2 separate regions of the Homo sapiens genome follow, and region 1 is linked to region 2. A link is a contact called in ENCODE Hi-C or POLR2A ChIA-PET data. All regions are on one chromosome and are shown on one strand. The core of a region is the stretch at or near the end of the contact, and the rest is flanking DNA. Distances in the headings are between cores, read along the strand shown.

What was found. Hi-C counts contacts between places; a loop is a spot of excess contacts on that map. ChIA-PET counts read pairs that join two places held with the same protein, here RNA polymerase II (POLR2A). Pooled maps may share reads with other maps.
Region 1: a map of B cell shows a loop between it and region 2 (26-fold over the local background). The contact joins the promoter of PIGZ here to the promoter of PIGX in region 2. A Hi-C loop is called at or near these places in 3 of 168 maps with a recorded cell type or tissue (B cell, OCI-LY7 and chondrocyte), 12 of 37 single-sample maps with no recorded cell type and 14 of 50 pooled maps. POLR2A ChIA-PET finds 5 or more read pairs at or near these places in 2 of 52 experiments (WTC11 and activated CD4-positive, alpha-beta T cell).

What each region holds. Positions count from the first base shown.
Region 1 is chr3:196,966,456-196,971,410 of GRCh38, forward strand. It overlaps PIGZ (phosphatidylinositol glycan anchor biosynthesis class Z (Gwada blood group)), which reads right to left and starts at 2,378. Exons shown (of 3, transcript NM_025163.4): 1 at 2,232-2,378. LOC124906255 (collagen alpha-1(I) chain-like) reads left to right here and starts at 2,678. Exons shown (of 3, transcript XM_047449439.1): 1 at 2,678-2,794; 2 at 2,941-3,757; 3 at 3,846-4,955. The coding sequence starts at 2,678. The coding sequence ends at 3,756. RefSeq lists enhancers at 1,955-2,490, 2,491-3,026, 3,027-3,562 and silencers at 2,098-2,547, 2,608-2,817, 2,828-2,887, 2,998-3,057, 3,168-3,487 and 1 more.
Region 2 is chr3:196,710,582-196,715,639 of GRCh38, forward strand. It overlaps PIGX (phosphatidylinositol glycan anchor biosynthesis class X), which reads left to right and starts at 1,796. Exons shown (of 6, transcript NM_017861.4): 1 at 1,796-2,063. The coding sequence starts at 1,952. It overlaps CEP19 (centrosomal protein 19), which reads right to left and starts at 1,669. Exons shown (of 3, transcript NM_032898.5): 1 at 1,348-1,669. RefSeq lists silencers at 1,419-1,731, 1,566-2,195.

The DNA of each region.
Region 1 (4,955 bases), core at 1,128-3,627, 260 kb after region 2:
GGCGCCATGCGCTGACTGTTGTCTGATTATTTCTCTGCCCTGCTTGGCTGAGGTCTCCCAGGCATGGAGTCCCTTTGAGATTCATCTCCAGCCTGGGTGGGCCCACTGGGGCCCATCTGTCAAGGACAGAGCAGGAGGTCCTCCGGAGAAGGTGACAACGTAGTGGGGCATCGACCATAACAAATGCGGGAGCTCCAGGGAACGACCCCCGCCCGCTGGCGTCTCTCCAGTCTGAGACCCCACTGGAGGAGCTGTCCATGTGGCTGCCTCTCGCCTTTTATCCCAGGGGACAGAGCCAACGCCAAGCATGGCAACCACCCACCTTAACCTAATCAGGATGCAGCCTGCTCATTAATTCATTCATTCATTCAGAGGGATCTGTCCGGGTGCGGGTCCAGCACGGGTCCAAATCCTGCATCTCCAGTAGCCTCCTGGGGGTCGGTCGTCGGGAGGGCTCGTGAGCGGAAGGCTTTAGGATGAAGCGACAGGGCCCAGAGTCGTGGAGATTGGACTGGGGGGCAGGGGAGCAGGCATTGACAACCACGCCGACAGGGGCATCCCGCGCGCCTGTGTGGGAGAATGTGTAGGGCAAGCAGCAGGGAGAGACCATCTCAGAGACAGGGGAACAGCCAAGCAGAAACCACTGTGCTGGGCGCGGGGGGAGGCCGGGAAAGACAGCACATCTGCGGGGCGGGAGGAGGGGAGGGAAGGGAGTAGAAACACTGCTCCCGCCAGCCGCGGGTGATGGGGACACGTGTCCAGCTCGCTGAGTCCGAGGGCCTGGGCCCGCTTTGGGTGCCCTGTTTCTCCGGCGCCCAGGTGTGTGCGCAGAACCGTGTCTGCTCCAGGGACAGCCGTGAACGAGCGCCGTCCGGAGTGGCAGGGCCATCAGGTGTGGCTCATTCCAAGAAAGGTCCGTACCTTCACATGTAAACTTCCTGGCAAAGCTGCTGGGTTGCCGCTTATGGGAGAAGGCGGCGGGCCCAAGGTTCGGCCCCTTTGTCTGAATCTGGCATTTGGAGCAGGCTTTAAGACTTCGGGAAAAGCCGGGCCCCTGTGCAACCACCAAAGGCTGCTTCTCCCGCCCTCAGGACTAAGATCTTGTTCCAGTCCTCCAGTCCTCGGGGTCTACTCCAGGGGTACAAGGTGAGAGTGGCTCTCCAGAGTCCATTTGCCTTTTGGTGCCGCACTGCATCCTCACTTTGACCCTGAGCGCTGCAGTAAGCCCTGCAGGGTGCTCCACCTTGAAGCACGGGAAGATCTGATGCTGGCCGCCTTCTTCCTTCGGTTGCCTGAAAGGGCCCGTGTTTATCCTTCGCTTCACAGAGAACGCAACACACAACATTAAACACACATAGAGAGTGAAAGAGAACAAGGCATCTTCATCAAGGAGGGCGCACCATTTAACCACCCGCGACCTTGCAGTGCGCCTCTGCAAAGTGGGGACTCCGCTCTGTAGCAGGAGATGGGGGTGTTGACGATTTTGAAAGTAGTTCTCAGTTTTCCGAGGCAAAGGTGTCTGGGGCTGACGAATGACTTTTGAGAAGAAGGAATGATGAGAAATGTCCTCATTACAGAACTTTCCCGGCCACACTGTGAGTCCCACGCAAAGACCCCATGACCACCAACCGGAGCGCTGGGTGCTCCCTGGCAGGGTCACCTTTGCTTTTTGCGCGCCCCCATGCCACCCCTGGGGCAGGAGGCCATCCTCTTATCCTGGGAGTGCAGGCCTGGCCCGAAGTGCAGCCCCCGAGGCCGGGAGCCGAGATTCTTCTCGGCTTCGTGCTCAGAGCTTTGCAGCGTGGCATGGTTTCCTCCTCTTGCCCTGTTGCTGTTTCATACCAGGGGGAACTGAGACCCAGTCGGGTTATGGGCCTCCCTGAGAACACTGGCCTCTAGCAGAAGCAGATTCAACCCCAGGCCTCAACCTGCGCCCAGACCCGTGCCCTGGAGTGGAGTTTACCCACTGCCGCCCTTCCTGGGCAAATGTCACCGCTGCCTCCGTCCCCCTAGGTCCGGGGCGGGTCAGTGCTTCGAGCCAGCGGACCCCGGCCTAGGGACAGGTGCCTGCGAGAATGCGGGGGGCGGCCCCCAGCTCCCCTGCCCTCCTCCCTAGAGGCTGGGCCTGCTGGTCTCCCGGCTGCGCGCAAGGTGGGAACGCGGCCGACTTGGTCCGCTCGCCCTCCCCGCACCCGCTCCTCTGGAGCCGCTGGGGCTGCGCACCGACTCACCCGCGCGGCCTCCGGGCTGCGCCTTCAGCGCTGGCGGCGTCCTGCCCGGCGAGGGCCAGGGTCCCAGGAGGCCCCGGAGGCGGCGGGACCGCAGGGCGGAGGGGAGGCCGTGGGAGCGGCCGGGCGCGCCTCAGCAGCGCGGAGACTGGGGCCGCCGCCGCCGGCGCAGGGCGGGCCGGGAGGGAGGAGGAGCGCGCGGGCGGGGCCGCCGTGTACGTCCCCGCGCTCCCGCCCGGCCTGGCCCCGCGGTCCCGGAGCGAGCTGGGGCCGCGCTGGGGAGGGTCCTGGGGGCGCCGCCGTCCCTCGGGCCGGGCAACGCCGGGCGGGGACCGGTCTCGCCCCGCCGCGCTCGGGCTCCCTCCCCGGCGGCCCCTCCTCGGCGAACAGCCTTTCGGCGCGGGGGGCTGTTAAACCAGACACCCCAGGCCACACTCCTCTCGTTCGAAATGACCATTTCGGGGTTCTCCGTGGCGGGGAGCTCCGCCGCCGCCGTCCCCCTTCCACGCGCGGGAGGTCGGCGAGGGCAGGGCGGGGACCCGGAGTGCGGCCCCCGGTCCTGCTTCGTGGCCCGAAACGCCTCGCAATGGAGTCACTCATGACAGGGGACTCAGCGCACGGGGCGGCTGCTGAGCCCCGCAGCGATCGGCGGGCGTGAGGGGTTCCCCGGCGTGGTTGCCCGGGAGCCTGTCAGCCCCAGCAGCCCTGACAGGAAAGGGAAGTCGAGAGGAGGCTGAGCGAACGGCCGCCACCCCCGCGGGACGCTGACCCGGGCGGACCCCGAGGGGCCTCTCCCCGCGCCAGAGCGCGGCGTGCGCGGGGAAGCGCGACCCACCGGGGTCGGCGACGGCGCGCGGGGCGGGCGCGGCGGTTCCCTCTCCTCCGCCCGTGCCCGTGGGATCGGCGGGCTTGTCGGGCTGGGAGAGCCTCGTGGAACCCGGGCATCCGGGCAGCAGCGGCCTCCGAGCCACTGTGGAGGCGCCCGGGGTCGGCACGGCGAGGCCGACGGGGACCTGACACGGTCACGCGGCGCCGGGGAGCAGGTTCGAGTGGCCGGGCGTGGCCGTGCTGCCCCTCCGCGTTCCGCAGGCGGCGACGGGCGAGCGGCCCTAGCGGGCTGCAGGGAGGACGCCGCGTGGACGGAGAGCCGGCGCCCGGGGGCCAGATCCCCTCCCGGGACGGGGCGCCAGGTCCCCGCGAGCTGCGGCGCGACGCGCGGGCACCCGTGTCCCACCCGGTGGCCTCGCCGCTGCGGGCTGCGCTGAGAGCGGGGTGGCGCGACGCGGTCCCTCACCGCAGGGGGAAGACGGCACCACCGCGTCCCGGCCGCTGGAGCTTCCCGCCCGCGCCGCCGGCCCGACGCTGCCCCCTGGCGGGAGAGCGCTGCAGGGGCCCCGGCGAGGCCGCAGGACCCGACCTCCCCGCCGGCCTCGCACTCCCGCGCCGCCGCCGAGGGTCGGCAGCCGGATCGCCCTCCGTGCCCCATAGCACCCCTCACACTAAAAACGACGACTTTATTAAGATGTGAGGTATTCTATACATACGATAAATACCAGGAAATTTAAGTACAGTACATGGAAGTATACAGTTCCATGAATTTTTTCCTTTATTTTTTAGATACAGGGTCTCTGTCGCCCAGGCTGGAGTGCGGTGGCACGATCTCGGCTCACCGCAGCCTTGAACTTCTAGGCTCCAGCGATCCTCCTGCCTCAGCCTCCCGAGCAGCTGGGACCACAGGCCCCGCCACCATGCCCGGCTCAGTTCCATGACTTCTGACACGCGAAACCACCAGGCTAGTCTCCCCCCGAGTTCAAGAAGTCCTCTCCTCCCAAAAGTACCCTCCTGCCCCTCTGCAGCTAACCCCTCACCTCCCCTCCGCCCTGGTTCCAGACAACTGCTCCTCTGATTTCTGTCACTGCCCTTTGCCTCTCTCGCAATTGCATGCAAGGAGAACCATTCACCGTGTGGTCTTTTGTGCCTGGCTTTCTTCGCTTGGCACCATGCAGCTGAGCGTCGCCCGTGTGGCGTGTGTGTGTTGTATTTTCCTCTACCTTGGTCTTGAGACCTCCCTGGAGAGCCACTGTAAAGGCCAACTCTGCCCTGACAGGGCTCCTGGGATTTGGGCGTGGGTGTTTGCCGTGGGCCTTTCATGGGGCACCTCTGTATCCTGGCTGACCTGTGACCGGGTGTCCCTCTCCCAGGAGACATATTTATCCTGGCAGATCTCCTTGTGCTTCTTGTCTGACCTGTATCTAGTTTATTCCTACCAAGATAGCTGCTCTCTAGGGAAAGCCCTGACCAGGGAAAACGTTACGTTTGAGCGTCTCAGTCAGGCATGACACAGAGCAGGCAACACAACGAAACACAGGAACTAACAGAAGTGGTCCTATTACTTACAGATCCACAGGGGAAGAGGGCACACTGAGGGCCGTCGGGAATGTCTTGGGGACACTGTACACAATCGTTGTGGGGGTGGGGGGAGCCAGAGAGAGACGGACCTGTGGGCTGAGGCTTTTATTGGAGTGCAGGGCATTACTCAAGCAGTTTTCCCAAGGGGAGCTCTAATTGGTTCACCTAGAGGAGCGAACTGGAGTCCTGTGGGGCCACCTTGTGACTTAGGGGTGGTCACTGAGACATATCTGCATAGTCCATGCAGGGTGTGGGCGTCAGTGGGGTGAGTCTAGTTGGTTGTATGTATACATCCCACAAGGAGGCAGTTACCAGGAG
Region 2 (5,058 bases), core at 546-3,045:
AATCCCAACACTTTGGGAGGCCAAGGAGAGGAGATACCTTGAGGCCAGGAGTTTGAGACCAGCCTGGGCAACACAGCGAGACCATGCATGTCTCTACAAAAAATTTAAAAATTGGCCAGGCATGGCAGCATGCACCTGTAGTCCCAGCCACACCAAAGGCCAAGGTGGGAGAATCGCCTGAACCCAGGAGTTTGGGGCTGCAGTGAGTTGAGATGGTGCCACTGCACAACAGCCTCTCCAAAGCATGATACGCCTATTCTTAAAAAAAAAAAAAAAAAAAAAAAAAACTACTTTAAAAAATTACTGTGCTCTACCTCTAATCTGATGCAATGAGCTCACACCATTTCTCCTTCTTTTCCTTCTCTTTTCTTGCTTTTTTTTTTTTTTTAACGAATACTATTCCCAATTCACCTAACTAAAATTTGATGTTAGTAAACTACAACCTACGGGGCACATATAAACTCCACACACTGAAGCAATGGCTGTACTCGTCAAAGATGTATGCAGTTGGTACTCAAATAATGTAGTTTTTTTTTTACTAGACTCTTTTTAAAATTTAACTTTAATTTTTGCTAAAGTAATGTTTGTATTTGGAATATAAAATAATTCTATGAGGCTTATAACAACAAACTATCGTCCTTGGCCCTACTCCTCTTCATAGGGAGCCAGACTGAATTTTAAAAGGCATATCTTCCAAAATTTCTCTCTCCATTTCTTAAGAAACATGCTTATACTACCATTTTCAGTTTTTTTTTTTCTTTTGAAACAGAGTCTCCCTCTGTCGCCTAGGCTGCAGTGCAGTGGCGTGATCTCCCCTCGCTGCAACCTCCGCCTCCTGGGTTCAAGCGATTCTCGTGCCTCAGCCTCCCGAGTAGCTGGAATTACAGGTGCCTACCACCATGCCCAGCTAATCTTTGTATTTTCAGTAGAGACGGGGTTTCGCCATCTTGGCCAGGCTGGTCTCGAACTCCTGACCTCAGGTGATTCGCCCAAAGTGCTGGGGCTATAGGCGTGAGCCACCTGCCCGGCTATTTTCAGTTTTGGATAGTATGTTTTGACATACACTCTGTTTCCTCTTTGAGACACCCGCTCTAGAGCCCTCTATTCCACTCCAAGCCGCCTGGATGCTCTCTTGGCCTGCTTACAGATTCCACTCTGTTTAGGAAGAAGGACGGCACGTTTATCCAATTATTCTTCCTGGACACGAATACTCCTCTCCCCAGAGATCAGTAACTGCCCACAATCTTGTTAGGAAGCCCCACAGCACCTAAGGGTACGAATGTCCCCAAAGAGTAGACGATTCTCTCCCTACTCACGTCTCCACTAGTGCAAGGCTGGCTTTCTTACCCTTAGAGGAATACAGAAATGACATCGTCTGCAGGCCAACGTCTAAACAACCAGGAGTGGGTTTTTCCACCCAACCGCAGTGCACGCAAAGCCCCTAAGCCGACTGTGAGACCGGGCGGAGCCTGGCGCTGCAGGAAGAGGCGACAGCCACAGCCCTACTGACGAGCCCGAGGGGTGAACTCCCCGGCGGGAGGCCCGAACCCTCAAACACCGGGAAGCGGAGGTGGGGGCCGGCTGGGGGACCGGTCCACCGGCTCCCACCTCGGCGTACAGGGATTCCAGGTCCCGGCGAGCGCTGGCCTAGCGGTTTCCACAGCGACAGGCCGGGCGCGCGTCCCCGCGCGTGCGCAGCTCCTCGCCCGCCCCCGGGTGGGCGGAGCAAGGAACAGCTGGGCGGGGACGACCGCCCCACGCCGCGCGGGAACCCTTGGGGGCCGGGGCTGCAGGCAGCTGGGAACCGCGGGCGCTAGGCGCGCGCACCCAGCACTCGGTCCCAGCCGATAAATCTGGGGCAGCGCGCGGTAGGAGCTGCGGGCGGCCAGGCCCCTTCCTGCGTCCGCACCTGGCCCCGCGCGCCCCTCTCGGGCGTCCGGCTTCCGGCGTCCTGGCGGCTCGGGTGGCGGCGGTTCGGGCGGCCGCCTGGCTGCTCCTCGGGGCGGCGACCGGGCTCACGCGCGGGCCCGCCGCGGCCTTCACCGCCGCGCGCTCTGACGCCGGTAAGGGGGGCGGGGCTTGGGGGGCCAGAGCGTGGGAGCGGTCCCGGCTCCCGGGCCTCTCGGCGGGTTGCGGGGATGTGGGGACCCGGCGCGGGACCTAGATCAGTAGGGCGAGCCGGAGGAGGTCAGACACTAGAGCCGTGTGCCCTCCTTCCCTCCCGTGCGCTTTGCTCTGCGGCGGATCCCGGGTCTCCGGGAGAGTCGGGCTCGGGCCCTGCGGTTCCCAGGCTGGACTGGCCGCCCTGTTACTAAAGTTCTGAGAAGGAAAGTCAGCCGTCAAGCGTCTTGGGATGCTCTTGAGCTGCACGAAGCTTCTGATCACCAAGGGGCCAGGCAAGGCCTTAGCGCCCTGTGAGGCCTGAGAATCCCCAAACTGAATGTAGGACTCCGTGGCAAACTGCTAGTTGTTCGTGCAAGTAGTAGTTGGCAAACTGCTTGTACTACTGAGACGGGCAAGTGCGGGAATAATTACAATAAAGGGTAAGGTTTGATGGGAGGAAAGCACAAACCCTACAAGTTTCTCCATCTGTAAAATGAGGATGTTTCTGTCATCCTTGGTATCATTTAGATCCGTTTAGTATCTGTCAATCAGTGCAGTTCTGCTTGTGTGTTTACATATTGGGTTTTCAAGTTTATCTAAACAAAGGATTATGAGGCCAAGAAGATTTTTTTTTTGAGATGGAGTCTCACTCTGTTGCCAGGCTGGAGTGCAATGGCGCGATCTCGGCTCACTGCAACCTCCGCCTTTCCCAAGTTCAAGCAATTCTTCTGCTTCAGCCTCCCAAGTAGCTGGGATTATTACAGGTGCCCGCCACCATGCCCAGCTAATTTTTTGTATTTTTAGTAGAGACGGGGTTTCGCCGTATTGGTCAAGCTGGTCTTGAACTCCTGACCTCAGGTGGTCCACCCTCCTCAGCCTCCCAAAGTGCCAGGATTACAGGTGTGAACTACCATGCTCGGCCAGAAGAATTTTTAAACAGTTGGATTTGGTAATCTGTAGAGGCTTCCAACGTTAGCATTTTATAATTGAAAAGGGGTCAAAATTAGCGGGGCGTGATGGCGTGCCCCTGTAGTCCCAGCTACTCAGGGGGCTAAGGCAGGAGAATCGCTTGAACTAGGGAGGCGGAGGTTGCAGTGAGCCGAGATCGCGCCATTGCACTCCAGCCTGGGTGACAGAGGGAGACTCTGTCTCAAAAAAAAAAAAAAAAAGGAAAAAGAAGTCAATTTCCAGAGCCAGTTCACCACTACCAAAGTAATAGTTAAGAGGAAAAATGTTGAAGGTAAATTCACATTCAACAAATTCGTTTTAAAAATGGTACTTTTGCCTTTAAAATCATGACATTCTAGTATTTGCTGTACTATTTGTAAATTAGCCTTTCTCCGGTCCCAATGATCAACTGCTGTCTGGTGTACATACCAGTAGAATTTAAGCCTGTTCATAATTTTTCTTCTAATTTAATTTATAGTTGGATAGCAGTCCTCACTTCCCACCCTACCCCCATTAAAATTAAACAGGATGAAGAAAGATCTGGATTTGTGCTGGGCACAGTGGCTCACACCTGAAATTCTAACACATTGGGAGGCTGAGGTGGAAGGATTGCTTGAGGCCAAGAGTTCAAGACCAGCCTGGAAAACATAGCAAGACCCTGTCTCTGCAAAAAAATTTAAAAGTAGCCAGGTGTGGTGGCGTGGGCCTATAATCCTAGCTACTTGGGAGGCCGATGTGGGAGGATTGCTTGAGCTCAGAAGTTCAAGGCTGCAGTGAGCTGTGATCATGCCACTGCATTCCAGCTTGTGTGACAGAGTAAGGCCCTGTCTCTTTTTTTTTTTTTTTTTTTGAGACGGAGTCTTGCTCTCTTGCCAGGCTAGTGCAGTGGCGCAATCTCGGCTTATTGCAACCTTCACCTCCCAGGTTCAAGCGATTCTCCTGCCTCAGCCTCCCAAGTAGCGGGAACTACAGGTGCACACCACGACGCCCGGCTAATTTTTTGTATTTTAGTAAAGACGGGGTTTCACCATGTTGGCCAGGTTGGTCTTAAACTGTTGACCTTGTGATCTGCCTGCCTCCCCCTCCCAAAGTGCTGGGATTACAGGCATGAGTCACTGCACCCAGGCTATTTGTTCTTTTTTTTAAGAGGCAGAGCCTTGCTCGGCTGGGCGCTGTGGCCCATGCCTGTAATCCCAGCATTTTGGAAGGCCAGGGTGGGCAGATCACCAGGTCAGGAGATCGAGACCAGCCTGGCCAACGTGGTGAAACTCCATCTCTACTAAAAATACAAGAATTAGCCGGGCGTAGTGGCGCGTGCCTGTAGTCCCAGCTACTCTGGAGGCTGAGGCAGGAGAATTGCTTGAACCTGGGAGGCAGAGGTTGCAGTGAGCCAAGATCGTGCAACTGCAGTGCAGCCTGGCAACAGAGTGAGACTCCGTCTCAAAAAATAAATAAATAAATAAATAAAAATAAAAAAAGAACAAATAAAAATCTGGATTGGTACAAGATACATATGGAATTTGGGGATTTGTTTATTCAGGAAAAGATCATATGCTTCTCCAAAGCAAATACAATTTCTTTTTTGAGGGCTGGAGATTTTTCAGTGAAATGTAACTAGACAAATTCTCGAAGAGCTGTAACACTAAAATTTCATTCAATTTTAGTGTTGAAAGTGGAAGTATCTTAGGCTTTAAAAATCAGGCAAACCTTTCTTCTAATCGGTCACGTAGTTAGTTGTATGACCCAGGGCCATTTACTAATGCTTTAGAAGTTCAAGTTTCCTCCTGCAAACAAATGGCAGTGATTTTGCTTATTTTGCTATAGATCGTGAAAGTTAAAACACATATGAAAGCACCAAGTAGAGGATCTAGCATGTTAGATATTATTTAACCAGTTATTTTTTTCTATTCTTTTTTCATTCCTTCAAATAGTTTCACCTTCACATCATTTTTCTTAATGCATCTTTTCAGAAATACATCTAATGGATTCAGCAATATTCAATGATAA